2 separate regions of the Homo sapiens genome follow, and region 1 is linked to region 2. A link is a loop called in an ENCODE intact Hi-C map of the cell type or tissue named here. Cell type or tissue: heart right ventricle. All regions are shown on one strand. Region 1 has its middle 120 kb from the start of GNAI1. Region 2 overlaps MAGI2 (membrane associated guanylate kinase, WW and PDZ domain containing 2).

Region 1 (2,500 bases), 2.0 Mb after region 2:
ATAGATTTTAAGAATATTTTAGTAAAATTTAAAGCATCCATTTCTGCAATATTAGTAAAATTGAAGGATAAGTGAATTTGTGCCTGTCTGTTGGAAGCTTAGTGGCCATACTTAATGACTCATTGAAATTATCCATTAATGAGTCCTGAACCAACTTTCTGAAAACAATTACTTTGACGTTACTATGCTAAGTGAGGAGGATGCAAAAGTGAATAATGTCTAGTAGTCACTGCCCTAAGTCTGTTAAGAGAAACACATGTATAGAGCAGACATTCACAATTCAATACAGTGTGCACAAAGTGATGTTGACGTAGGGAATCAGAGACTGTTTTCCTGTAGATTCTATGAGGATTATATCATATGGAGAGAACAGTTCAACCACAAAGGAAAAAAAGGGTGTATCACGAAGATAATGAAGATATTTCATCATTGAATAACATGCATGGACCATATCAGTATGTCATATGATATTACATACTCTTTCCTGGTAATAATAATATTTCCAGGTAATTGAAGCCAGGAGAAAAATTGTGAAATTTGAAGATAAAATTATAAGATCAATAACTTTCTTTTTTGGCACAGAGTAAAAGGCAGATATTGGCAATCTGTAAGTATTTGTTGAATAAAAGAATACACGTTACACATTTTTGTATAAAATGGATCATTTAAGATTTGCAATGAGCCTACAAAAGACATAAAGAGACACAAAAAAGAGATAAAGAACCTACAAAAGAGATAAAGCATTATGACCTCCATTTGAGATAATACAGTTTAAGATAACAGACTTTAAAAGAATCAACCAAGATCACCCATATAGTAAGTGACTGAGTAGGGACTCAAACATGTTTTGATTTCAAAGGCAGCCACTTTCTATCACATAATACCCCTTCTACCTACACTTTGTTTATATATTCAAATTTCAAGATGTCTGGAGAGCAAGAAAATGTGTTTAGGACAAAGATAAGCGAGAAGTAGAAACCCTACTTTACTTTGAAATTTATCGCCAAATCCCCTATCAAAATCAGGGATAGCTTCATGAACACATGTAGTATGCAAGAATATATGTAATGTAATTCAACATCGGAGTCACTTTCCTCTAAGCAAAGAACTCTTGAGTCAGAAAACAATGACTGTAACACTGAGAAAGTAAGTCCTTGAACATTTTCTTAGTCTTTCTCCAATATGAAAATTCACTTATCAGATTAGTCCTGTTAACACTGTCTAAACAACCTCAGAACGCTTGGGAGAGACAGAATCACATTCACAGGGGGTTCATTGTAGTGAGGGTCTCAGTGATAGTGGAATATATATAGATGAGCGTTGAGAGCGCCACCTTGTGGCCAACATGGAGGAAGACAATCTGGCAGGAGAGCACCATAGGTGGCCAGGAAGTCAGGAACAAGCACAGATGATGAAAGTTTGAAGGTAGGTTGGGGGACGGGGAGGAAAGGCAAAAATGGAAAAACTCATTATTTTACTTATGCCTCGTCATACTTAAAGCCTGGGCTTTAAAAGAGAAGTGTAGGCATGGGACTATTATATTTTCCAATATTTTCCCCAGACTGTTTTAGAGTTTTAAAGAAGCCATAATCCATTGTGCTTCAGAGGAAGAATATGACATAGTGATGTAATATCTGAGATCATGCAGTTACTTGTAAAATTTCCTGTGTCATGGCCACAGTTTCCCAAGTTAGACCAGAACGAAAGTTACCAAGAGTAAAGCAGTGGATTGCTTTGCTAGTAAGTTCTCTAGTAAAATAAACAAGAAAAACTGTATTTTAAAAATAAGATAGTAGGACTCACAGGTAATATGGCTGAATAGGAACAGCTCCAGTCTGCAGCTCCCAGCAAGACCAATGCAGAAGGCAGGTGATTTCTGCATATCCAACTGAGGTACCCAGCTCATCTCACTGGGACTGGTTAGACAGTGGGTGCAGCCCACAGAGGGTGAGCCAAAACAGGGTGGAACGTTGCCTCACCTGGGAAGCACAAGGGGTAGGGGAACTCCCTCCCCTAGCCAGGGGAAGCCGTGAGGGACTGTGCCGTGAGGGATGGAGCTATCCGGCCCAGATACTACACTTTTCCCATGGTCTTCATAACCCACAGACCAGGAGATTCCCTTGGGTGCTGACACCACCAGGGCCCTGGGTTTCAAGCACAAAACTGGGCAGCCATTTGGGCAGACACCGAGCTAGCTGCAGGAATTTCTTTTGTACCCCAGTGGAACCCGGAACGCCAGAAAGACAGAACCCTCCACTCCCCTGGAAAGGGGGCTGAAGCCAGGGAGCCAAGTGGTCTTCCTCAGTGGATCCCACCCCCACAGAGCCCAACAAGCTAAGACCCACTGGCTTGAAATTCTCGCTGCTAGCACAGCAGTCTGAAGTCCAGCTGGGACACTCAAGCCTGGGGGGAGGGGCGTCCACCATTACTGAGGCTTGAGTAGGCGGTTTTCCCCTCACAGTGTAAACAAAGCCTCTGGGAAGTTCAGACTGGGCAGAGC
Region 2 (2,500 bases):
GCGCGCGCACCCGCCCTGCCCTCGGCCTCCAGCGCGCCGCTGCCGCCGCCGCCCGGGCCGGCAAACGCCGGCGCAGCCCCCGGGCCTTCGCGCCGGCAGAGCTCGGAGCCCGCCGCCGCACGGGGCGCCTCCTTCCCGCCCGCCCGCGCCGCGTCCGCCGCGTCTGCCGCCGCGAGCCCGGGCGCCCTGGCCTCCGAGGCGGGCCTGCCGGCCTCGGGCCGCCCCTGGCCGCCGGGCGCCTCCTCGAGCCTCGGCCGCGCGGCCCTCTGCGGACTCGCCGAGCGCTCCCTCTGCTCCCCGAGGCGCTGCTTCTTCTGGCCGCAGGCTGAAAGCTCCTTTGGTTTCCTAACGTCGTGTTCCCGTTTGATATCCCAAGTTGGGCCTGGGCTTATCTGGTGGGAAGGGTCGGAGGGTGGGGCTGGATGTGATGGAGAGAATGGAGCGAGGCCGTCGTCCAGGGAGACGCCTACTTCCGGCAGACCTGGGGCGGCGGCAGCGGGAGAACTCCAGGGGGCGGGTTCGTCTGTGGACGGGAAGCACAGGCGTTAGCAGTGGCGCACGCAGGACGTCCCCGTGCCCTCTCTACGCCGGGGACAGGGGCAGGCAGCTGGGGCGATTGCTCTCAGGGGCCGGAGCCACCGCCGCCCCCACCCCCACCCCCACCCTCACTGCCGAGAGGGCAGCGGCCGCGCCCCCGGGGATTTGGGGGTTCCCTCCGCCCCGCTTAGCCCCCACGCCCCGAACCTCGTCCGTGGACCGGGGAGGCCAACGCGAAGCCCAGGCCTAATCCCTTCGCCTTGGCCCTGCTAACTTCCGGGGGTGTTCTCGGGCCTGATAGTCCTGTATAGACAGCTCACTTGACAGCCCTTGAATAAATGGGTCTCCAACTCGAGTAGACCTTGGAATCACCAGGGTGGTGGTGAAAAATACAGATTCCCCGGGAGGAGCAGGCCCGGAGGTTTCAGCAGCACGGGGCCCAGGAAGTCCTCTGTATTTTTATCAGGCACCCATTCTGAAAAAGGTGGCCTAGCAGGGGTGTCCAATCTTTTGGCTTCTTTGGGCTACATTAGAATTGTCTTGGGCTACACATAAAATACACTAACGATAGCTGATGGGCTCAAAAAAAAAAGGTCCATGCATAAATCTCATAATCTTTTAAGAAAGTTTACAAATTTGTGTTGGGTCACATTCAAAGCTGGAGGCGGGTTGGACAAGCTTGGTTTAGAGCCAAGCTTTGAGAAACACTGGTCTGGGTTCTCTGGAAGTTGGGAAGTGACGTTCTCAACCAGTAGGTGTCACTCAAAGCATATTCCTAGCTGCTGTCAGTTTCAGAATTTGGATAAATACATTTTAAAACTATCATTTTTTAAAAAAAATCGTCCTTAATTCCATTTTTTTTCTTTGCCAAGTCCGGATGGAACTTAATTCTTTTTAGTACTTCTAACATTATGGAGGGCCCCAGGACTAAGATAATTCTTTCTAGGAAGTCTAGTTCCAACATTTACTTAGGATTTAAGTTACCTACTTCCAAAAAGGATTTAAGACAATTGACAACATCAAAACACATATAAAACAATGATTAAAATGAGAGATGACTTTTTTTTTAAAGCAACAGCTGGTCAGAGGCCAAGTAGAAGGACAGATGTATTAGGAATCTGAGATGAGTTAGCTGCTACTGTGAGCAACAACAGTTCCCTGGAGCTTCTGGCCACTAAGGGGAAATGAAAGCAGGGAAATCCAATTACTGTGAATCCTTGATATTTGTAAGAAATATGTCTCATGACCTTGGAAATGCTCAAATTTTGTGATATTCTAGAGTGTAATTTTTCTTCCACAGAATTGGTATATGGTCATGAGTGGAGAACGAAGAAACCACATTGATAGATTTGAATTCTGGGTGCCAGGTGAGCCTCCCTCACTAGCTAAAAGATTCAGTCCCACACAGCAACCTCAGTGCATGTGATTCAAGCTCTTGCCTCTGTAACGTGTCAGAGGCTGTCAGTGATACTTGTGCATACTCAGTCCATTAATGTCCAGGGTCTACTTTGTTTGAAACTTGAGGGTTCTTATATAGTACCTTTGATACTGATTTATAAAGCAATAAGGAGAGGAAAAGGGCAGTGGCAATGGTTTTCCCAATAATTCTGGCCATCTTTAGAATGGCAAATCAAAAACGTTTCTCATTCTATGTGAAATTCGAATGGAACATTTTGGGCATAATGTTAACCTTCCTTCTTCCATACACTGATGTCCATTATCATTTTCACATGGTAAAATCCTAGAAGTCCTGGAATCTAATCCTGGCTCTGGCATGTATTTACTGGTGACGTGATTTTGGACCAACAACTAAATCTCTCTGAGCCTCAATTTCTTCCTTTATAAGATGGGGATAAAATATCCAACTTTACAGATGTGAGACATACACTTTCTAAGGGAAAGCACTTTGCAATGGGAGGGTCAATCATATTTTTCTTCTGTACCCCACCTGCTGCCTACTTAT

What was found. Hi-C counts contacts between places; a loop is a spot of excess contacts. Peaks named below come from ENCODE experiments on the same cell type or tissue, not always from the same donor. Only the 100,000 strongest peaks of a DNase experiment are listed, where the experiment ranks them.
Region 1: it touches region 2 in a loop (19-fold over the local background); 5 of 110 quality-filtered maps call a loop at or near these places.

The regions. Positions count from the first base shown.
Region 1 is chr7:80,018,028-80,020,527 of GRCh38, forward strand. No RefSeq gene overlaps it. Among named protein-coding and RNA genes, the nearest start is that of GNAI1, 120 kb to the right of the region's middle. RefSeq lists an enhancer at 1,739-2,244. In heart right ventricle, a CTCF peak has its summit at 1,333 (motif pointing left); no DNase peak of the experiment used is centred here; H3K27me3 peaks cover 676 bases.
Region 2 is chr7:78,019,454-78,021,953 of GRCh38, forward strand. MAGI2 (membrane associated guanylate kinase, WW and PDZ domain containing 2) reads right to left here. Exons shown (of 22, transcript NM_012301.4): 22 at 1-523. Among named protein-coding and RNA genes, the nearest start is that of DDX3ILA1, 30 kb to the left of the region's middle. RefSeq lists an enhancer at 1-90 and a silencer at 71-230. In heart right ventricle, CTCF peaks have their summits at 510, 1,290 (motif pointing right) and 1,496; DNase peaks (open chromatin) are centred at 468, 848 and 1,248; H3K4me3 peaks cover 1,312 bases; H3K27ac peaks cover 1,728 bases.